Regions from separate parts of the Homo sapiens genome. Here regions 1 and 3 are each linked to region 2. A link is a loop called in an ENCODE intact Hi-C map of the cell type or tissue named here. Cell type or tissue: A673. All regions are shown on one strand.

Region 1 (8,000 bases), 440 kb after region 2:
GACCACTCATCATTTCACCAAAGTAAAAGGAAGTAGAGACAATTGATGATTGATGTTAGAAGCAGGGGACAGGGGTAGAAAGCATGTGGGCTTCAGATCTGTTCAGACCCAGGTTTGAATTTGGATATCACTTAAACCTCCCTAAGTTTCAGATTATCATTTTAGAGCAGCAGCATGAGGATAATAATGTTCACCTTTGCAGAGTTATTAAGAATAAACAAGAGGAAAATTATAAAGTGTTGTGACATGTAATAAGACAATGGCTATTATTTTTAGATTGGCCAACTCGTTTGCATGGAGCTCTTCGTGACAGACCATTGAGAAGTGACCTGAGTTCCACAAATGTCCTTTGCTCACTTTATTTGGCACTGTTTGTGTGGTGAACTTTCCCCACTCTGGGTGTGGCTGGTCAGTCTCTTACAGTGTGTGGCTAGCAGATCACCTTTGAATAACATCTGTGGCTATTTAATTTGTACTGGGGAAAGAAAGAAGTATTACAAGGAAAGCAGGCTGCCCCGTTGGGATGCTCAAGGCCCATTTTCTTGCACTTAGCCTAGGATTGGCATCTCTTGGTCAATGTGGGTCACCTTCCTGAGAATAAAGGGGCTTCATTGGCTCAATAATTATCCCAACTGTTTTTTCAGTTGTGGCTATTTGAGAAAGAGGTTTCATATGTCAGGAGTACAAAATAGAGACTGACTTCATCGATCTTTATGCCATTTTTGCCCTTCATCGTTGATGTCATTTGACTCTTCAGGCCCCCCTTCTCCCGTCACTTTCTTCTTGACATAATAGCTTTCTTCTGTTCCGTCCCCATCTTCCCATCTGCTCTTTCTCATAGCTCCCTCTTCTACACCTCGTACTTTCCGGCCTCTGCACTTCCACTGTTGGGCAACAGAAGAGCTGTCTTTGTTTAAGCTTAAACTTTATCTTCTGGCAAAATGGAGAAATTAACTGCCTACCAGCATCTCGGAGTTGGTTGTGGGGTTCATAGGTTCATACGTGTTAATTGTTTTAAAAATTCTCCTTACTATAGCAATGCAAGAATCACTAATCTTTCTCTCTTTCCCTTTCTCCCTATTCCTCTTCTCCTCTCCACATTAAGTCTGATTTTTTTCTCTCTCTGAATTTATCCAGCTTACATAATTTGCCTTTTCATTTTGTGAATGGAGATAATTTGTGAATAGAAATTACTTCCAAATGTTTCAAAAATATTTTCTAAGCATTTGCTTTAACATGGTGTTGTGAGCTCTTTTTTTTTTTTCCTCTTTCTTTTTTTTTCATAAGGAAATAAGTATTTCCAGGGAAATGAGCTTTAGGGGGAGAAAAGGATTGCATTTCACTCTCTTCTTGGGTCTCTTTTGTTGATGACAATTTTGAGCTGGAGTAACTGCAGATATTGACTTGTCGACCACCTGGGGTGGAGGGGGACAGTTTTATTCAGACTCCTGCCCAGGAAGTCCCAGGAAGGAATAGGATAGGAGGGAGGAGAGAGGAGAGGGTAAATGAATTCAGAAAATAGAGCTAGCCTGGAAACTGATGACTTTTTAGGTGAGAGATTCCCTACATCAATATTTTAATTTTAAGACACATTCTTATACTTGGGTTGATTCTGGGGTGCCTCCTAAGGACAGACTTTGTCCTTTATTCATTAATTCAGCAAGCATTCACTAAAAACTTCCTTCTCTCTAAGACCTTAGTGATGCAGAAATGGGTGACTGAGGTCCCTGTCCCCGAGGAGATCTCCATCACACACAGAGAAAATAGATGTGCACACTATCACTTATAACACAAGACCAAGGAGACCACGCCTGTGCTAGCATGGAAGTGAGCACGGGGAGAAGAAAAGGAGTCGTCTGTCTGTTGGTATCAGAGAGTACTTTAGAGGGGAGATGGCATTTGATATGTAGCTAGAAGGGTGCATAGGATTTTGGCAGAAGGGAAAGAGGGGAGAAATACCTTTCAGGAATAAGAACACCAAGTGCAGTGATTAAAGCCTGGGAAATCATGGTGAGTAGAATGCCACGTATCATTAACACTGGAGCAAAAAGTATACAAGGATCTAGGGTATTGATGGAAAAGGTATTGGGGAGAAGGACAGCATGACAACAAGCCTTTCATGCCATAAGAATGTGTATTTGGATTTGATTCTTAAGTGACTCAAAACCCGCCAACAATTCTGAGTGGAAGAGGGCATGGAGCCGTCTGGCAGCCCCATGCAGAATGAAGTGATGGGGTGAAAACTAGATGAGAGCCAAGGAGGCCATTCCAAAGCCCAGAAAGAGGAGACTGTGAATAAAACAAGAACAATGGCAGGGCAGGCAGAGAGGAGAGGAGACATGAGGGAGACATCATAGAGGTTGAATGTCCTGGTTTGATCATTGACTGAATCTGGTGGGAGGGGAAAGGAGACATCAGGCATAATTCAGTCCATTGATCAGCCTTTTGCTCGATACTGGACAGAGTAACCTGGAGCCAGCCCCTGGGAAAAAGGGGTAGAGGGTAAAAGAAAGTTTCCTGTTCCTATAATGTACAATGAATAATCAGCTGCAATTTCAGTGGATGTCAGCTGGGCTAGATGATGCTGGAGTTTCTGGGACAAAAGATGCACTTCCTAAGTTATTTTCATGCATGTAATGAAAAAATTAGAAGACAGCAGAATTGGGTTTAATAAACTTTCCTATTTTTAATTGCCACTGAATGATGTTTTAAGGACAATAAGTCCTTAGAGGAAAGAAAAGGCTTTAAAAGCACCCACTTCTTCTCTTCCATTGAAATGACATGTTTCACCTATGTGATGACTTAATTGCCTAAGAGCAAGGAACAGTGGAACTACAGATAACCTTAGTTGGGCTTTAGAGCAGGGAATGGATTTCTACCTATATGGCAATTATATACCATGTTCTCTGAGGGTTAGGATCCACACTGGGCTTCAGAATTGTGCTTAGAGGGGCCAGGGTTTAGATTGTTAGGATTTACAATCAGCATCAAATTGGGAAGAGAATGTCGAGGATGTAGGTCAATATCAGTCAAGTTCATTTAGACCTCCCCCGACCCAAATATATACTTGCCACTTTGCTACAAAAGACAAGGTTAGGGGCTACAAGGTGACACCCGAGACTTCTTTAGTGGATATTTAGAGTTCGCCCATTCTCCAGAGATAAGAAAGAAGGATTCTCCAAAACCCAGACCCTTAGACCTCAAGCGAAGGTCTTGGAATAGACAGTACCCACATTCCTGCTGTCCTTTGCTTCTTGTGGAAGTTAATTTTGTGCTTGTTTAACATTTTTAATTGGCCCAACATGCTCCTGCAAGGCATTTTTCAGTCATTCTGTGTTTGACTTCACCTGGTTATGATTGTTTCCTGTTTTGGGTTTTTGACGTCGTCATTTTATCTTGTTTTCATGAGAGTATCATTCCCTGCTCACTGAGAGCCATTTGATTTTTCAGCAGCTTAGGTGGCAGATCTTGAAGACGGTTGCGTCTTCACCTTGGGGAGTGTCTTTCAGTGATTCGTGGTTGGGTAGGGTGGAACCTCCACCCGCCGGCTTCCCAAACTGATATGTTGGCTTTTCTGAACCTCCAAAGTTGCTAAGATACAGTGTGTCTTTGGACCCCTTCCAGGCTGTTTCCTTCCACACTCACAGCTTTGACGGAATATTTCCTCTGCCTGATATCGTTAGAAAGGTGACATGCCAAACCAAAGTTAGAGCCGTTACAAGACATTTCTTTGAGTGCAGTTTCCTTGGTTCACCCGTTCATCTGCTGTGCTGGAAGAAAAAAGTGAAATCAAAAAAGCTCTATTAAATAGATGTGCCAAGGAACGAGGAAAAAAAAGAAAAGTTTCTTCAACTTTTATATGCTCAGAATTGTCTCACAAGCATATTTTTGTTCCTTTCCTCTATTTAAAAATTGATAACCTAGAAAGTCAGGAGCAGGCTAGGAATCGTTTGTGGCACAAAAGTGGCACCTACTGGTAAGCCTTGGCTTAAATTTGAAGTTTAGATTTGTGCATGACCTTGACCAAAGTTATATCCTCCTGAGAATGCTTCCTAATGATTTTCTATGTCTGGAAGGGCAAACCCTCTTTAGATGTATAAATATTAAAAAGCACTTCTTAGGCATGAGGGCACTGGTTTCAGGGCTACAGAATGACTTTTTCAGCTTGTAATTAAAAACATGTACTGGATAACTAACCAGCAGCAGTATTTGCTTAAAGGAGCAAATGATTTAAAACTGATTGGGTTGCACACCAAAGTGGAGTGACCCATGGTGGCTGTTCTTACCTCTGGTTTCTCGAGGCATCCACCCAGCTCCCCGAGGTTCCTCAAGTCACTGGGTTCTTGAAACCCACAGCCTTCCTTTCCTTGCGTGTTTGGAGTTTTTGCTTTATCCTGGTATCCACGTTTTGTTTTTCATATCTTTACTCTGTATCTGAATATTTATTCCACGTTTTGGTTTTCATGTCTTTACTCTGTATCTGAATCTACAGAACTCACACTCAAGAAAAACCATGGCTCCCCCTGTTACAGTGCACACTCAAGTTTCATAAGAGACCCCAACACTGGCTGCACTCAGCAGGTCAAACAATCATTTTCAAAGGACCATAAGATTTTTTAAGAAACAGACTGTCCTACATATTTGAAATCTTTTTTTTTTTTTTTTCTATTTTAAAGGCAGATTCCACTGAATGCTGCAAAAGTAACAGAAATGATTAGGAACAGAGTTGTGACCTATCCAATTTCAAAAAAGAAAGGGAAGGGGTGAGATCTACCCCCTCCTAAGTGGTAACAGGCCCTTTCTGTTCATCTTCTCATCTAATTGTCTAAACAATCCTACATCACAAGATACTGTCATCAACTGCATTTTGCAGATGGGAACACTGAGACCTAGAGATTGTCTAGTGTGATATAACAATTAAGTGATCATTTTAGGAATCTTTCTCATTTTAAAATCAATATTGTACTCCTGGTGGTATAAATAAAGATGACCTTTGTTTATTCATTTACTCATCCATTCATTCCAAATATTCATTAAGCACCATGCATGAGCAGGCACCGTGCCGGGGGCTGGGGATGCAGCGCAGAGAAGAGCAGCCGGGAGCTCCGCTCCTCTGGAGTTTTCTCTCTGGTATCACTCCGAGAGTCTCCACATCCCAATTTGCTCTCTGCTCTGAGGGTCTTTTTTTAACCCCTAGGGGAGAAGTTGACAGATTGTGAACATCAATAGTTATTGAATTGGTTTTGTCCCAAGGCTTCTTAAAAACAGTTTTCAACGAGTGCCAAGCCCTAACTGTCTCCCAAATCCTACTGAAAGAAATCAGAGCAGGTTATGTTTTCATTGTCTAGCCACCCTTGGCCATGAGGCGCTGCATCCGGCTTTTTCTCTGGGGCCCATTTTTCGCCACAACTCTTCAGCCTTCTACCACTCGGGTTAAGTTTTGCTTTGTGCATTTACAATAAGTGCCTGCCAAGCATGAGTGTTGCAGGATTAGAATAAAATAGTGGGGGTGAAGGAAAGCAGATTTTTTGGAAACCGGTAGAAACACTCCATGAAATGGAGCATTGTACCAAACTCAGCTTAGTTATACAAAAGCATGTATAGTGTTTCTTTTTATTTCCCATCTTAACGGGAGGAGGCAGAGAACAGTGGTTACAGAACAACTTTAGAATCGTTCCTGATTGTCCAAATGGTTTTTTTACCCCTCTGAGATTGGGGACTCAGGGGCAGCCGTGTCTCTCACGCCTGCCCATTCTGCCCCGCTCGAAGCCACACTGCAGTGTTCCATGTCCATCTCGCCTGCGCTATCTAGGCAAGGGTGCGTGTGCCAGGCTATTAAACACCCCACACCCCACTCCCCTGTCGTTCTCTAAGCAATGGAAGAAGTTTGCTTGGCCACCACAGCTCGGGCAGGAGGGACTTGGATTAGCCCAACAGCTTTTGCTACTGTCAGCATGCAGCCTAATAGAGTTGGAAGACAGGGTTCTTTAGAGGCACTGGTTCTGACAAGGAAAGCTTCTGTAATCTTGCCTTTGTTTAGAAATATGAACTTCGAAACCCTGCTGCAGAGAGTGTCGGCAGCCACGCTGATGCGAGGCCTTGGGCAAATTCATTTGAATTGCTTTGAAATTGGATATTCAAAATTCAATAAAAATAAGCCAGCCTGATGGTACAGCTGCAGCATTCCCCCCATCCAGCTGGGTAAGCCGTGATGATTTCCAGGCCGCGGACTAGCAAAGCCCGAGTGTGATGGGAAGATGAGCGCCTGAGCTGCCAGAGAACTCTCTCTCTGGCAGCCTGGCCCGCCGACGGCTGCCTGCCAGCTGACTTGCAGAGCAGGGCTGGCTTTGGCACTAAGTGGCTCCTCTCACTGGCCTGCCCAGGCGGGGATGCGGGGCCTGCCTCAGTCATGGCCGGGGTCCAGGGGGAGGGGATGCCTCAAGGGCAAATGGATGGGGTGTCGGAAAAACAATAAAATCACAACACTCCAGTTGTTTAGAGAGCAGCTGGACGTCCCAAACACTCTGCCACAGATCCAGAGCCATCAGACACGTAGGTGGGTTTAATTAAATTGTATGCAGATGCAAGCAAACCTCATAATTTGCCCTTGAGCACACACTACTGCATTTGCCTGGAAAGGGGGACATGACATCCCGGAGGGTGCTCTCTTGCCACCTGCCCTGGGAGCTCCCTCTTCATCATTGTTTATGTGGAAAGGCGATTCTGCTAGGGATTTTAAGAGAAGACCATTCTCACTTTCCTCTAAGTCTCAAGCAGTTTGATCTCTCTGCTTTGTGATGGTGTGTCACAATCATGCATAAAAACTGTGACGTATATATAAGATGTATACATATATAGAGAGAGATATTTATACACATATATAAACATACATATGCATTTATAGATGGATAGAGAGATGAATAGATAGACCGACATATACAGATAGACTCCAAATTCAAGAAGTATGTCTTATTACCCCTAAGCAACCTCAATTTTAATAATTGGGCTCATCATACCCCATGCATGAGTTCAGGCACTTTTCTTTGTTGGAATTTGTGCATATGTGAACTGTCTTGAGTCAGATTCCAGGAGAAATATATCCATTAGCCTTCCGATTGTCGCACCTATGCCACCTACAGTACCATACCTAAAGAGGGGTAATTGGAGCTCCTGCGTGCAGGGACATTGTGAGCAGCCCACTCCATTGGCCTGTGTTACGTATCGCCAGCCACTCAAGGGCCAGCCATGAAATTTAATTTGGAGTTTTACAGACACGTTCTGAATCCGAAATCTCAATAATAACTTTCCCTTTGCTCAGCCTTTTAACTGTGAAATTCAGTTGGGGAGTTTCGAAGCAGCAGGTAATGTCACAGCACTCCAGAGGGATTTTGCCAGAATTCTACTAAAGTGCTTGCAAGTGTCATTTCCATATTTAACTAATTTCAGTTTTTAATTAGCTCCATGTGAAAAATGAGAGTTCACGCTGAGCTCCTCTGTCAGCACAGACGCTTGTTTCCTTTCTAGGATCTCAGGACAATTAAGAAAAAAATAGTTGATGCTACAGTAAGTGTGATCATGCATAGCTCTCTCAAGCCATAACATTGTTCCCTGACAGTAAGAAAGGGCCACTGCCAGGGCCCACTCGCCAGGCTGGGAAAGAGCAGTTTGGAAGAGGGTTTTACGTGCGGATTTGTGAGTCCTTGGTTCTGAATGATTCCTTAGCTGCAAAAAGTATATTCTTGTCCCTAAATTCTCCAAGATGACCTGAGATTAGGTTTTGAAAGAATGCTATATGAAATGCAAAGATGATGTTACTCTAGGAAAACAGGCTTCCTCCGTGTTATCTCTGTGCTAAACTCCAGCATCCAGGTGCTTATCAGGTCATTTGATTTCAGATTCGTAAGGCCCTTGGCATACAAAAGTAACTTCTCTATGATTTAAGTTTCAAAATGCAGTACACACATGGAAATTTATTAATCCTACATTCAAAGTGTAAATTT
Region 2 (8,000 bases):
TGACTTTCCTTGTCCTCCAACCACTTTAATTTAATTTGTTCCATTTACTTTTCCAAGCTTTCCATCTTCCCACCATTTTAATACTATCAGAGATGGGGTGCTGCCCATGACATTCACACTTGACATTATCAAACACAAAAGGCATCACTCATGCACTTGACTGCATTACAATGGAAGGAAAAAAATAGATCCCAAAGGCTTAGAAATTATTGTCTCGTACCTTGAATGTAGCTGGATTTTCTTTTCTGTTTCCTCCAGCCTGCCTCATTTGACTGTTTTGCCACTGTGTGTTTGCAGAGGGTTCTAAAAGCCCTGCAAAAATCAGCACTCACAAATCCATAACATACACATTTTTATATTCACTGGAGATATGTGTCTTAGTATAATAGGAATTTACAATCATATCATTATTGTCTGTTATTTGTTAGGCACCAACCACATTTTGATGCAGTTCCAAAGTTGCAGCTTGCACCAGAGCTACCTTCTCATCATTGACTTCAGTTCTTCTGACGGTTCGACAGTCGTAGCCAAGCGTTGTCCTGACTCACAGATCTGTGGTCACTGCAGTTCCTTTACTATTGCTGGGCAAGCCAGAGATTTACTGAAATCCACAGTAGCTCTAATTTTTGTGTGTGTGAGTGTGGAGAATTCTTAAAGTTAGTATAAATTTCTCTGTACCTCCCTTTTCTTCCTATTCCGAGCCTGATGGTCAAAGACAGTTTACCTCTCTGCCCCCATATATAAGACAACACTTGTGACCTGAATAAATAGCATTAGATTGTGGTGAGTTTCTTCAGTCATATTACATCATGCATCACGATCGCGTGTGCTGTAAAGCTTTGTAAAACAGCCAGCTACATGATATCCTGCAGGTTTAATATACTTCTGCAGCCTTGTACTTGGGAAGGATTTCTGTAATTGGAGACAATCTAGTAAGGAGAACTTTTTAAGCCATCGGAGGCCAAAATACAAGTTTTTGAGAAATGTGCCTTTATAGGCTTGAAACTGAATGGATTACAAATTTCTCTTAACTGGACAGAATCATAATTGCCTATAGAGTACGGTCCTGATTATCCAGGGTTTGAATTTCCAGCATGGGGATTATCCAGATTTCTTCCTTGACTCCCCTGTCTTTTTCCTAACTACCTGACGTGAAACATTTCTCTAATCATTGGCACCTCTGCTAATGCTATGCAAGGGCAAATTTGAGCAGGAAAATCCGAACTAGCGAATTATCATTCAGAAGAGGGAATTATGTAGAAAAATCTGGTTTTTGTAACTATTCACTAAAGTCGACTGGATAAATTTAAATTTGGGGGGACATCTTTCTATTTACAAATGATGTTTACTGTAGCTGCATATATGCTGTTGAGAACAGCATATATGGGTTTCCTACCCAAACCCCAGTTAGTTATTCTCCACCATTCTCATTTTAGTCATTAACTGGGTGCCAATCAGTCCTTGATAAGTTATTTATTTTTAGGATTTGACCCACACACTGAAAGCCTCTTAGATACCACAAGGAGGCTGAAATGGTGAAAGAATAGGAAGTGGAGCTGGCCTTGCCAGAAACGCTGTTACTGCAGAATAGGACAGGAGTCACCAGACCACCTTCCAAGTCTGCAGAACAGGGAGCAGATTTCTGTCTACTGAATATTACTACAGAATCAAAACTTGAGGCTGGGCTCAGTGGCTCATGCCTATAATCCCAGCACTTCGGGAGGCCGAGGTGGGCGGATTGCTTGAGGCCAGGAATTGAGACCAGCCTGGCCAACATGGTGAAATCTCATCTCTACAACAAATACAAAAATTAGCCGGGCGTGGTGGCGCAAGCTTGTAATACCAGGTACTCAGGAGGCTGAGGCACCAGAATTGCTTGAACCCAGGAGGCGGACGTTGTAGTGAGCGGAGATCGTGCCGCTGCACTCCAGCCTGGGAAACAGAGCGAAACCTTGTCTCAAAAAATCAAAAAAACGGGAACCAAAAAAGAAAACCTTGATTTCCTCTCATATTCACGTACATCAGTTGTGGCTTGGACACTTTCATAATCCTGTGGTTATATCTGGCACTTTGTACCAATGTCTCTCATCAAATAGTGTACTCTTCTGTCATCTCTATTTGACAAACATACTTATTAATAATCGGTAGCAGTTTGAGGTGCTTAATACAAATTCACAAGCTGTTTCTGTTTCTAAATGTATAACATAATATAAGCAATAAAACATATGCTATATAATATAATTGACAAAATATGCTAAAAGGCAAAAAGTGGTGTTGCCTCAGTGGTACTTTAAAAAATATCCTTTTATCACTAGATTAAAACTGAGTCTGTTAGAAAGAAACATACTTGAAGTTGTTAAATGTTCAGGTGCAGTCGATGATGTAGTATAATGAACAATAGTTTTCAACCCATATTTTAAATGAGAATTTAAGCAGTAATATAGTACATAAACTGAAAATGTAAAACAACTGTTAGAAAAATCATTGACAAATCTAGTCACATGTTCTGTATGTAGAGGATTCCTCTTAGTATTCGTATTTGTGTTACATTTATATACATACATGTATGTACACACATGTATTATAGAGAATATATGTATGTGCATATATCTTTATCTATATCTATTTCCAGAGTGAGAGAGACAGAGAGAATAAAGGGGTGAATTCCTAATAAGATACAGTATGAGTACATTCCCGATAAAATATTGTGGTTTTTCCAGCTGACATTATTAATTTCCCACAATCTGACGCACAGTGTGCTATGTACCAAGGATGCCAAAATGAAAAAGACACAATTCTTAAGGAGTTTATGATCTAATCTGAAATTAGATATTATTTTCATGTTGAATTTTCAGTTGTAGATATATTTAGTAATCAAAAACATTGAGAGAGAAAAAAAAAAAATCAAGCGTTACAAAGCCATTGGAGCCCACACTAGGTATCTCTACATTTTACATGTCTTGCCTCATCAGGAGGAGAGTTGGAAAATAAATATAGGCAGGTATGATTTGGGGAAGAAGATTCTCATATAATATAATCTTGTCCCAACTAAACATAAATCTGGCTTTATGGAAAAACCAGGCTAGGGTTTCTGAATTCTCTGTTACCACTTACTGTTGATGCAGGCCACAGACCAAAGATAGGATTAGTTTGTCTGATTTTCACTCTTCTCTGAGTTCTATACAGCATTCAATCAAGCAAAGAATGTGAGGGAAAGTGTTGTCAACCTGCTTAGTATTAAACATGCACAAATAATGTTTTGTTTGAAAAGATATGTAATTGAGCATATGTTTTTAAATGAAATAGGCTTATGTGACAAAAATCATTTTATTCTTGATCTATATGGCATTTATGATGTATATGTTTTATGTGTTTATAATCACCTATCCTATGTGATTTATATACACACACATATAGTCTCTAGAGGTCAGTAGAATATAAGAAATGGGCAAAAATTCATGTCTAGATGAGACCCAGAGATCCTGGAGACCATTTTTCAAATGGTGAAATGATGATAGTCGACTAATGACATTAGGAACTGAAATCATTAATCAGTGTTAACAAAAAAGTCATGTCATTCTTGTTCCTGAAATGAATCTAATCTATTTGTTTTAAGCAAATTTCAGATAAATGAACATTTACATGGCACGAACCTTTACAGAAACCAAGCTGTAATTACTTTATTATAGTTTATTATAACAGGCTGTGATTCTCCAGAAGCTTTTTTGAGGATTTTTTTTTAAATGTTACCAGAACAAAAAGGTAATTTGTTTTTAAACACTTGACTATTACATCCAAAACACTATTTCTCTTTTAGCTGCCAATTCAGTCCCCTTGACTCTTAGAAATGAATCATTTCATGATTTATACGTTGTAATTTTATTTGTTCTTATGAACTAAGTGTCCCTGATGTTGGAAAATGTATTAGAAAATTGTGATTTATTTTATATATTAAGCTAAAATTGTTGACAGTCCAGCACTTGCTGCACAGTTGAGCATGTTTGCCAAGTTTTTCTCTGGAACATTCATGCACAAAAAGTGTAGGAAATGACATAATGTAGCCATGAACTATTTGATAGTGGAGTTGTCCGTGACTCTTACACACCATTTTATGCAAGAAAAAACAGCACAGCAGGGATTCAGATTTCATTCGAATTCGGGGATAAATGATTATCTTTTAAGTGGAGATCGCATGCCTTGGCTTAGAACTTAATATGCCTTGCACACATTAATATCGCTCACACTTGGAACTAATCTATCAATAAGCTATTCCCATATTTGTTTACTTACACTAGCGTGGATTGCATTCTTAGTTCAGTTTCCTCCAGGATAAATCCTAAACCATGTATTGCAGCAGAAGTGCCTAAAGGTGAATAGTCAGAAATAAAACAATAGGAGGTGATAGGGGCCTGTGGAGCTGTGAAAAGGCATTATGAGTATATGTACACACACACACACACACACACACACACACACACACACCCCAAACCTATCTTAAAACAAAACAAAACAAAAAACCTACTGAACATTTTTAGAGAATAACCATATGGAGAATTTAGAAGAACTTTAGGTTTATAGTACCACAAGATTCCCAGTAGATATTCCATAAAAATTAATGGAGCACTTACAACGCATAATCTAGCAATTATTAAATCAAGAAGATATGCTGTGTTTCCTGTCCTCAAGGGGTTCACAGTGTTAACTGGATGCTCCCCATACAGCATCTCCCCTGCCTCTGAGCCTCTACCTCTGCTCTCCCAATCTTCTACATTTTCCATTCCATCTCTCCAGGATTCCTTCCAGTCTTTCCTGCTTTCCTAACTGTGGCTTTGCAGATGCTCATCTTTTTTGTCTGCTTTAACACTCCAGTTTGTCCCTGGCTAAATACTATTCATCTTTAGGCCGAACATTAAATGTCACCTCCTCCAAGAAGTTTTTCTCGACTACTCCTCCTTAAGTTTAAATTAGGAGCTCCCACTCTGTGATACTGTAACAATGCACTCACCTTATTGTAACAGTGTCCTCACTATATATAACTGCTGGTTTAATTGTTCATAGTCCACCTGTTACTGGCGGAGGGTCCTGACTACAAGTCATTCATGTTCTTGGCGTTTTAAACAAATAATTGGATAAAATGCACAAACAAAGCAGTGAAAGAATGAAGCAATGAAAGCATAGATTTATTGAGACAAAAGTGCACTCCATAGAGTGGGAGCAGGCTCAAGCAAGTGGCTCAAGAGCACTGGTTCCAGAATTTTCTGGGATCTAAATACTCTCTAGAGGTTTCCCATTGGTTACTTGGTTACATCCTATGTAAATGAAGACTTGGCCAACAACCAGTCTGATTGGTTGGAGGAGGTGACCAGTCAGATGCTGAAGTGAAGTTACAAAGTTACACTCTCTGCAAATGAAGACTTGGCCCATGACCAGTCTGATTGGTTGGGGGAGGTAACCAGTCAGAAGCATTTTCCATTTTTCATCTGTGAGGCATGGAAAGGGGAGTTGCAAAGGGAGAAGCCGGCTGAGGCTGATCCTTTTGTTATCTGGGCATGAAGAGGTGGGGTTTTCCTTTTCATTCAGTTCTAGGAAGTCAGCATCAATCGGCCTTAGATTCCCTACCCCTCCAGACCGTATTCTCCCGCCTCACACCTAAGCTTTCTTTACTTTTCTTTTTTTTTTTTTTCAGACGGAGTCTCGCTCTGTCGCCCAGGCTGGAGTGCAGTGGCACAATCTCGGCTCACTGCAAGCTCTGCCTCCTGGGTTCACGCCATTCTCCTGTCTCAGCCTCCCAAGTAGCTGGGACTACAGGCGCCCGCCACCACGCCCGGCTAATTTTTATATTTTTAGTAGATTTGGGGCTACACCTAAGCTTTTAAACTCAGTGAGGACAGGAGCCATGTGTGTCTAGCTTATCTGCTGCTGTATCACTGATGCTTAGAAAAATATCTGGCAGCATAATGTTAATTTCATCAATAACTCTTGAATGAATGTGCAAATATATAAATACTCACAATGTATGGATTAAAAGAAGATATCCACCTCCAAAAGACCACAAATCATTAACCTCTGTGTTTGTTCCCAAGTCTTAGTCTAGGGCAGATTCAAAGTGTCCTAGGGCATCATCCTTCTTCTCTCTCTATTTTCCACCCTGAAGTAGATCCGGATCCTTAATCCCCAGAATAGAATCGTTATTTTAGTTGGAGGAAGATGTACACTCTTTAGATGTTTTCTTCTTAGTCTCTGATCATGTAATTTATGATGAAAAGTACACTTGTTTGGAGGGTAGTCTAAAAGTGGTGACTACCTCTCTCCACTCTAGTGATGTTTACAAGATTTTGAACCTTGGATATCAGAACTGTTTAAATAGACCATGGACTCTGAGCATTGTGATCATGAATACAGATTGTCTGTTGAATATCAGGCATTTTGCTAGGAACTGGAGAGTCAGAAATGATGATGCAGAATAAATATATATTGATTTATTTTTAATTAGGCCTATGGGACCATGTCACTTTATGTGAGGATATTGTACTCCCAAATTTCTCTGCTTCTTTTCCACACCTCTGGTGAAATTCTAAGAACTTATCAATCAAGATATTTTCCTAAAAACATTGTATTTCTATGTTACACAAAGACATAAACAACCTTAGAGTCATGCTAGAAGTTATTTATATAATAATAGAATAAAAATGTTAATCAAATAATAAAATTTTTATTTTAATTATAGTCAGCCCTTTGTATCTTTGAGTTCTACCTTTATGGATTCAACCAACCATAGATTGACAATACTGAAAATAAGAATAATAAAAAAGCAGGCCAGGCACGGTGGCTCACCCTGTAATTCCAGCATTTTGGGAGGCCAAGGCGGGTGGATCACTTGAGTTTAGGGGTTTGAGACCAGCCTGGGCAACATGGCGAAACCGCATCTCTACAAAAAATAAAGAAATAAGCTGGGCATGGTGACATACACCTGTAGTCCCAGTACTCGGGAGGCTGAGGTCACAAGATTGCTTGAGCCCAGAAGGTCAAGGTTGCAGTGAGCACCACTACACTCCAGCCTGGGTGACAGAGCGAGACTGTCTCAAACAAAACAAAACAAAAAAATACAAAGTAAGAGTACGATAATAAAAATAATACAAATAAAAAAACAGGTGATATAACAACTATTTACATAGCATTTACATTATATTAGGTATTACAAGTAATCTAGAGATGATTTAAAGTATATGGGAGGAAGTATGTAGGTTATACGCAAATACTGCACCAGTTTATTTGAGGGACTTGAGCATCTGTGGATTTTGGCATCTATGGGGGTCCTGGAACCAAGCCCCACAGATACGGAGGGACTACTGTAGTAATAAACATGAAAGGCTGGTCAGTTAACTGTTCCTCTGACAATATGCATGTTAAATGATTTCAATGTATAACTGTAATTTCTCTTTTAATTTGGGACATATCCTCCTTCCTTTAATCTTTGGTTCCCTGAGGATGGTAGCAGACTGTTCATTTCTGTCTCACTCTCCCTTTCCTTCTCCAGGGTGTCCTGTTGAATCCACTCCTATGTCTTATGTGCAAACTCATAATACCCAGGATAGTTTATTATATTTATTCTTGAATAAGAAAATATTTTAGGGAAAGAGGTAATTTAAAAAATGGAACGTACTTGCCAATGAGCAAATGTATTCTATTAGTAGAGAATTATAACCACCTTATAACAATCACAGTATCCCTCATTTCCAAAGCGTTCTGGAATGAGTAATAATCAATACCAGAGTAAAGAAAGAATTTTTCTTCAATTTAGTTAGATGATTTTTATTCACAAAAATATCTAAGTTGTTGAAAAAATAGACCTTTGACTTTTAACTTGGGTTTATTTTTCAATTTGGAAAGTGCATGTAAGTTTGTTAATGTTAATTAGTAATTGTTGGGCTCTGAGGGGGTGCAGCATCTTCAGTCTGAGCTTATTACAGTGTAAAATATGGATTGCCTTTACCCTAATG
Region 3 (8,000 bases), 500 kb after region 2:
ACAGAGGCAGGAAGGCCTCCTTGAGCTGCAGTGGGCTCCACCCAGTTCGAGCTTCCCGGCCACTTTGTTTACCTGCTCAAGCCTCAGCAATGGTGGATGCCCCTCCCCCAGCCTCGCTGCCACCTTGCTGTTGGATATCAGACTGCTGTGCCAGCAATAACCGAGGATCCGTTGGTGTGGGACCCTCTGAGCCATGTGCAGGATATAATCTCCTGGTGTGCCGTTTGCTAAGACCATTGGAAAAGCGCAGTATTAGGGTGGGAGTGTCCTGATTTTCCAGGTACCATCTGTCATGGCTTCCCTTGGCTAGGAAAGGGAATTCCCTGACCCCTTGCACTTCCCAGATGAGGTGATGCCCACCCTGCTTTGGCGTACACTCTGTGGGCTGCACCCACTGTCTGACAAGCCCCAGTGAGATGAACCCGGTACCTCAGTTGGAAATGCAGAAATCACCCGTCTTCTGCAATGCTCACACTGGGAGCTGTAGACTGGAGCTCTTCCTATTTGGCCATCTTGGAACTCCAGTGACAAGTCTCCCACTCTTAAGTGTTGGAGAAAGTTCATATCCAAAAGGGGGAAGATTAATTCTAAATTAGTAAATCAGTAGCAAGTTTTTTTTTCAAAGAATCATGAGTTTTTGCTGAGGTTGGAAACAAGAAGAAGTAATAGACGTTTTTTAAAAAAATAATTTCAGCTTTTTTTTTAGACTCAGAGGTACATGAGCAAGTTTGTTACCTGGGTATGTTGCATGATGCTAAGGTTTGGTCTACAAATGACCCCATCTCTCAGGTAGTGAGCCTAGCACCCAGTGGTTAACCAACAGTAAAAATCCCAGTAGTTTTTTAACCCTTGCCCCCTCCCTCTCCGCCCTCTCTAATAGTCCCCAGTGTCTATTGTTCCATCTTTATTTCCGTGCATACCCAATGCTTAGCTCCCACTTATAAGTGAGAACATGTAGTGTTTGGTCTTCTGTTCCTATATTTATTTCCTTAGAATGATGGCCTCCAGCTACATCCATATTGCTGAAAAAAATATGATTTCATTCTTTATGACTGCATAGTATTCCGTGGTGTATATGTACCACATTTTCTTTTTCCACTCTTGGTAGGCACCTAGGTTGATCCCATCTTTACTATTGTGAATAGTGCTGCAATGAACATATGAGTGCATGTGTCATTTTGGTAGAAGGATTTGTTTTCTTTTGGATATATATCCAGTAACAGGATTACTGAGTTGAATGGTAGTTCTGTTTTAAGTTACTTGAGAAATTTCCAAACTGTTTTCCACAGTGGCTGAATTAATTCACATTCCCATCAACAGTGTGTAAGTGTTCACTTTTCTTCACAGCCATGCCAGCATGTTGTTTTTGACTTTTTAATGGTAGACATTTTGACTTGTGTGAGATAGTATCTCATTGTGGTTTTGATTTACATTTTGATAGAGGTATTTCAGTTGGGTAGTCAGGGAAGCCCTCTCTTAGGTCATGATATTTATGCAAAGGCAGGATTAACAAGAAGCAAGCAGCTGTGAGATCAGGAGAAAGAATAGGCCAGGCAGAGGGAAAGGCTGGTGCAAAGGCCCTATGGCTGGGATGAGCTTGGCATCTTCCAGGAACAGAGAGAAGAGCAGTATGGCTGGAAAACATACAGGTAGAGTGGCGTTTAGGGAATTGGGAAGGGGCCAGCTCCCAAAGCCACTTACAGACCAAGTACAGCCAACACCCAGCAAAGCCATCCAGACCTTTCCAGGCACCCTTTTTTCTCTGCCCCAGTGTGATGTCTCCCTGTCCTCAGGCCAGCCTGCTCTGCCCAGGTCTGACCCTAGCACTGCTAAGTTCTTCCTTCCTCCTTCTTATCCGCTCAGTGGCATTGTGAGGGGCCTTAACAAACCAGGCCAGCCACCAGATATGCTGGCAGCTACAACTAGGTTCTTGGAAAAGATGGATGTGTCCCCCAAAATTGTTAAAACTCATGCAAATCCAACTTCAAATCCTTGCTTGGCCACCAACCAAGCTCAATGGCACTGGATCCATTCCTTAACTTCTCTAGAAACCACTGTTCTCTTCTGAGATGAGACTAGGGTTTTGGGGAGGATGAAATGTGATAACACACATCAGCATTTGCTATTATGCCTGGCATGTAGCAAGTGCCCAGGCAAAAATAGGCTCTTATTTTTTATTACTTTTGCTGCTGCTGCAAGAGGACATGTAATGAAAGAATCAAGAATTCCACCCTTGTAAGATAAATTCTCCCCAGCTGCTGATTTCAGGGAACCCTGTTTGTTTCCTCTGTAGCTTCCATCTGCTTGATTCTTGCCTGTGGAGCCTGGCATGATGAGCTGCTACAGTCTGGAAATGCAGATGCTGTTTCCTGTCCGGAAGCTCAGGGGCTGGTTCTTATAGTGGCCCGAGCAGTGGTGCCTGCAGCTGGGCCGATTGCATTTAGTTAAGTGACTCAGATACTGTAAGTAGGAACTGAGCAGGGAGTCCTGAAAAAGACAGGCAAGGCCACACTCAGGGAAGCCAGCCCCCACTGGAGCTGTCATTCCTCCCCCTTCCCTGAGCACTCAGCCCCTTTGAAGGAGAGCAAAGAAATTGTGCTGAGCTTTAATGAGGAATCAGCTGGGCGCACTTTGCCACAGGCCTGGCTGGAGGCAGAAAGAAATGAACAGGCCCCCAGGAGTGAGCGACCCACTGCAGCTAAGTCATTCCCACCATCTCTGGATGTGACCAGAGACCCTGTGGTCATGTGGCTTCAAGCAGCCCTAGCTCACATGTGCCACTTCCCTGCAATCCCACCAACTGCTGAGCGTGCCCTGCCATCTGAGGTAGAATCAACATCAGACATCGTCAGGAGGCCAGCAATGCTGCCAGTGCAGAGTGAGGGGAGTGGCAGGCTTCCCCGGGAAATGTCAGCATTTATTGCTTTTCCCATTCGTGTTGACCCTCAGCAAGAAAATGTTCCAAATAGCATGAAGTCATCCCCCCTTTTTGGGGGGTCCTGGACCCAGTAATAACATCTTCCCGAAGGGCAATGAGTCTGTCTTTAACCTTGCCCTCTCTGGCAGGTGTGTATCAATGTGGTTTCTAGAAGCATCTCTGGGCTGCCCGGTCCCTGCCTGTGGCCACCTTCCCTTCTGGGAAAGTAACAGCCCCCGCTCCACGGTCTAGGCTCTGCTGCTCTCCTCCCGCTCCTCTGGAAACCCACTAAGTTATCTTAATTACCATTCCTCCTCAGTCTCTGCCAAGAAGTGGGGAGATTTATAATTGGATCAGTCAAATATTTGCTATGGTTTATTTCTTTGCCTCTCGAGCTCTCGTAAAAGTTGCATTTTCATGCCACTTTGGGGTATGACTGATGACTCAAAGGCACAGCCTTCACATTGCATGCCAACGTGGGTTATTTTTCAGAGGCCAGGGAAAAGGAGAGAACTGGGCGGGGAGAGGTGGTGTTTACTTTGGGTTATTGTGCTATCATCCTCTGGGTGGCTGCAAGAGACACAAGCGGCTTTGGGAGGCAAACTTCCTCCCGCAGCCAGCCGGTGCACAGACACATCCTTCTATTGGGATTTGGTCATGTGCCTCCTAAACCCCTTCCAGAGCTTCTGCAGACCTAATGGGTAGGACCACTACAGAGTAACCTCTTTAGTCAACGAGGCACAGTTTGGTCTCCCAAAGCATCCCCATGTCCCGAATTGATCACAGTGAGGTCCTAGAACAGAGGAGCCAGATGTCCCCAATACTAAGCCTGAGTTATCAATTCCCAGTGTTGAGGGATGAAAAGGAAACTCTGGCCAGGGCCTGAGCTTTTGGAAAATGCTCTCCTTCTAGTGTCAGCCAGTCTGCCAAGCAAGCTGGCCAGGCTACAGCTTAGGAACCCTAGAGAGCAGAGGCTCCCCTACACCAGATGGCCTCCTTGCAAGCCAGCTTCTCACTGGCCCCCAGTCTCCCTATCCTGGAAGGCAGTCTCCATGGCTGGCTCAGTTTATCCTCCCTGCATTTCTAGCCTCTAGCCCTTGCCCAAGTTATAGCAGCAGTGAATGATGCTGTGTGATGCTGCTTGACACGTGTTAATCTATGCATAGTGACCCTATGTGCACTCTAGAGCACTTTGAGATAGAAAGGAGGAACAAGAGGTATAAACTGGGACACTCCTGGGTAATTGTGATAAACAAACACCCTACACATAATAGAGTGGAATTTGACCAACAGAAGATGCTACCATCTTTTCCTGGGTGATCCTGTCCTGTTGTCCTATAAGAAATTATCTTGACCGGGCACGGTGGCTCACGCCTATAGTTCCAGCACTTCAGGAGGCCAAGGCGGGCGGATCACGAGGTCAGGAGTTCGAGACCAGTCTGGCCAACATAGTGAAATCCCATCTCTGCTAAAGATACAAAAAATTACCCGGGTGTGGTAGCAGGTGCCTGTAATCCCAGCTACTCGGGAGGCTGAGGCTGGAGAATTGCTTGAACCCGAGAGGTGGAGGTTTCAGTGAGCCAAGATCAAGCCATTGCATTCCAGCCTGGGTGACAGAGCGAGACTCCATCTCAAAAAAAAAAAAAAGAAAGAAAGAAATGATCTTGAGGACCATTTGGCCTGACCTGGGAAGGAAGAAGGGCAGTAGTTCTGAAGTCCTTACTCTTCACCACCCTACCCTGCAGATGAAACCCCTGTCTTCCTGGAGTTTATGTTCTTAGTAGAAAGACAACACACATAAAAATAAATTATATCATTTTAGGGGGTAATAAGTGCTTTGAAGATAATAAAGCACAATAAAGGGCTACAGGATTGAGACACATCAGACACCATATCATATCAGAGTCAAGATCTTCTCCCAGAGCCCCTGGCTAGCCGATTCTTCCTTAAATGAAAACTGCCCTCTGTGCTTCTGTGCAGGGGGACTCTGAGGAGCCAGCCAAAATAGATGTCTTCTCTTTCCCCTGAAAAATGCCTCTTCTTAGAGTAATTTACTGGGCTGGACGGTGAGCACTGCCACTAGTCCTAAGCCATTTCTGTTTCCCTTGGCTGGTCAGGCGGTTCGGCAAGAGATGACTGATGCCCAAATTAGTAATGAGCAATGGCCCCACACAAGTAATCACCTTCCCCAAACTCTTCCTCATGGGGATGATTACTTGGACCCGAAATGAAGTAGATCCTTCTCACCTCGGCACCAAGGAAGTTACAGCCATTCCTCTGGCTGACAGCAATTTGTAGACATGGGTCTTTGCAGTTGGACATTTTCGAGGTTGCTAAGGAACAAATGCTTTGATTAGAAAGGTCTCCAAAAGCAGCATCAGTTTGTCATATCACTTTAAATCATTTATTTTATCCCACAAAGACAGCTGTGACCAATGGGATATGGGGTAGAGAGAAGCTAAACACTCATTTCCTTGAGAAATGGAGAAAATTTCAACTTCTAAGCAGCGGCCGTCACCAGCGCCCCACGTGTGAAACTAGAACCACGCACTGCTCGTCCGTAATCATTATGATTTGCAAGTAGGTGACTCATAGTCCCTAGGTACTTAATAAAATGGTTGTTATCTTCCTGGCCCTGCCCTAAGCATTATCTCATGTCATCCTTATAACCTCCCTGAATGTTAGGTGTGATTATTCCCTGGTATGAAAACCAAGAAGAAGGTAAAAGTAGATTTGCCCAACATCAAAGAACAGTAAGTGACAGAGTCAGAATTCAAACCCAGGTTTGTCTGATGGCAAAGCCTTTGTGTTTAAGATTATAGAGTCTTTTGTTTTCAGTGATCACATTTCAGGTGGAAAAACTAGCGATTCTGACGACGGGAAAGGCACATTAGGAGATTCCTGGAGTTTCATTCTGTGAAGTTCGTAAAAGGGGTTATAGTTGATGTCTGTAACCCATAAAAACCTTTTTATGGAAGGGAAAGTGGAGAGATTGCTTAATCCTACAGTGGTGGTTTTCATCGGCTAAAACCTACACTTTGAATGTTCTCTGGAAGTCAGCATGCAAGTGACTTTTCTATGCAGTGATTTTGCAAGAGTTCACAAGATTAGTCCAGTTCTACTGGGGTTTTATCGATTTTCTTGTCAACAAGTAAGAAACACTGGTGTCCTCTTTGCCTTCTCCTTCATCATCTCTGTCCAGCCCATGGTCAAGCCCTGTCACCTCTTCCTTAGAAATGTTCCTCCAAAGTTGTCCCCCGCTTCTCATTCACTGTCCTGATCAAACCCTTTTCACCTCACCCCTGGGTTTCTGCAATCACTTCCTAATTGGTCCTCCTACTTTCATTTTTTCTCCCTTTAGAATATCTCATATCCTTCCTACAAACTAATTCCTTAAAACATCCCTTTCATCACATCAGTCACTGCTCAAGAGTCTTCAATAGCTCCCACTTGCCTGCTACAGCATTTCATCTATTATTTAGAACAGGCCTCTCTTGGGTCCCGTTTGACCTCCCCATCCCCTTATCCTGGTAGGCTTAGTTGACCACTCTGTCTCTCATTAATCACTTCCATTTCTGAACCTGGTTTCCACTGAAACAAAGTTAAACTTTAATTGCTGGTTTATCCAAGGCTAGGCACTATAAGGGCATGAACATAAACACCAAGCCAATCTATGTCTAAATTTTTGCTTGGCCACTTAGGAGCTGTGTGACTTTAGAAAAGTTGCTTGACTTCTCTGAGCCTCAGCTTTCTTATCTGTAAAATATGAATGTAAATAACACCAAGATAGGTACCAAATCAGGGTTTCTTCAAGAATTGAATAAAATGATAATAACGATCATGACGGCTAACATGTATTTTGTGTTTGCTGGGTGCCAGGCACTGTCTAAATATTATCTGAATCCTCACAACAACCCCATAACATAGATACTCTTATTTTCAGTTTGCCAATGGGAAAACCAAGGCACAGACAGGAGAAGCTAGTAAGCACCTCATTCAGGATTTTCTCAGGCTCCATAGCCCTCATCATAGCCCTTCTGCTGTGCCATTTCTCCTAGTAAATGATCAATAAAATGGTAGCTGGTAACATGGGTTCATAATTCCTTATCTGAAACTCTCAGGAAACCAATTACATTTTGGAATTCAGAATTTGGAGGATTATGGAAAAGTTATACTTTGCATATCCTCTGTATTACATAATGCAGAGGGGGACTGGAGCAACAGCATATACCACTCCCCCCACCACACACACACACACACACACACACACACACACACACACACACACGATGCACACATACAAACAAAAAGAAAAAAACTTTGGGTTAAAGCTCTTTGGATTTCAGGATAACAGACAAGAGATTGTGGCCTAGAGTAATAAAAGTATTAATAGTAGCAATAATTATAAAGCATAATAAATAATGACTGTTATTATTGTTACACATTTTGCGGCTCTTGTTTTCCTGGATAAGTTCATAGCAAAATGTGCTACAAAAAAGGTCTTTCTCCATTAACAAATGGGTTCGGGGGGAAGGTACCAGGTATGGGACCACATCCACACCTTGTCTCATGCATGGTACTCTCTCTCCTTTTCCCAGTATGACTTCATGGAACGTCTGGACGGGAAGGAGAAGTGGAGTGTGGTTGAGTCTCCCAGGGAACGCCGGAGCATACAGACCTTGGTTCAGAATGAAGCCGTGTTTGTGCAGTACCTGGATGTGGGCCTGTGGCATCTGGCCTTCTACAATGATGGAAAAGACAAAGAGATGGTTTCCTTCAATACTGTTGTCCTAGGTAGGTGTGGGGTCTCTGAGATGGTACGCCATGAAGGGAAGATGGAAATGTTCTGGGCTTCTCTGCAGAAGACACATCTTCTAAGGTAGTTTCTACTACAGATGACAACCAACCAGGATCCTTTGTTTAGGCCTTATAGTGTCACCCACCTGAAACTAGCTCTGATTAAATGGAAATGCTGCTTAAACCATGAAAAATTCACCAAGGATGAAATTGAGGTTAAGAGTTTGGGTCAGACTGCCTGGGTTGAGTCCTGACCACACTACCTAAGCAAATCACTTGACTTTGA

The links. A loop is a pair of places that touch in the nucleus more often than their neighbours do. Peaks named below come from ENCODE experiments on the same cell type or tissue, not always from the same donor. Only the 100,000 strongest peaks of a DNase experiment are listed, where the experiment ranks them.
Region 1: a loop joins it to region 2, with 11 times the contacts of the local background. A loop is called at or near these places in 10 of 110 quality-filtered maps.
Region 3: it touches region 2 in a loop (5-fold over the local background); 2 of 110 quality-filtered maps call a loop at or near these places.

The regions. Positions count from the first base shown.
Region 1 is chr5:168,017,127-168,025,126 of GRCh38, forward strand. All of the region lies in intron 7 of TENM2 (teneurin transmembrane protein 2), which reads left to right. Among named protein-coding and RNA genes, the nearest start is that of TENM2-AS3, 68 kb to the left of the region's middle. In A673, a CTCF peak has its summit at 3,980 (motif pointing left); no DNase peak of the experiment used is centred here; H3K27ac peaks cover 2,390 bases.
Region 2 is chr5:167,579,030-167,587,029 of GRCh38, forward strand. The region is part of intron 4 of TENM2 (teneurin transmembrane protein 2); the gene reads left to right. Among named protein-coding and RNA genes, the nearest start is that of TENM2-AS4, 77 kb to the right of the region's middle. In A673, a CTCF peak has its summit at 3,422; DNase peaks (open chromatin) are centred at 3,472 and 4,132; H3K4me3 peaks cover 924 bases; H3K27ac peaks cover 4,420 bases.
Region 3 is chr5:168,083,059-168,091,058 of GRCh38, forward strand. TENM2 (teneurin transmembrane protein 2) reads left to right here. Exons shown (of 31, transcript NM_001395460.1): 10 at 7,516-7,711. Among named protein-coding and RNA genes, the nearest start is that of MIR12125, 79 kb to the right of the region's middle. In A673, a CTCF peak has its summit at 3,497; DNase peaks (open chromatin) are centred at 2,443 and 3,393; H3K27ac peaks cover 4,143 bases.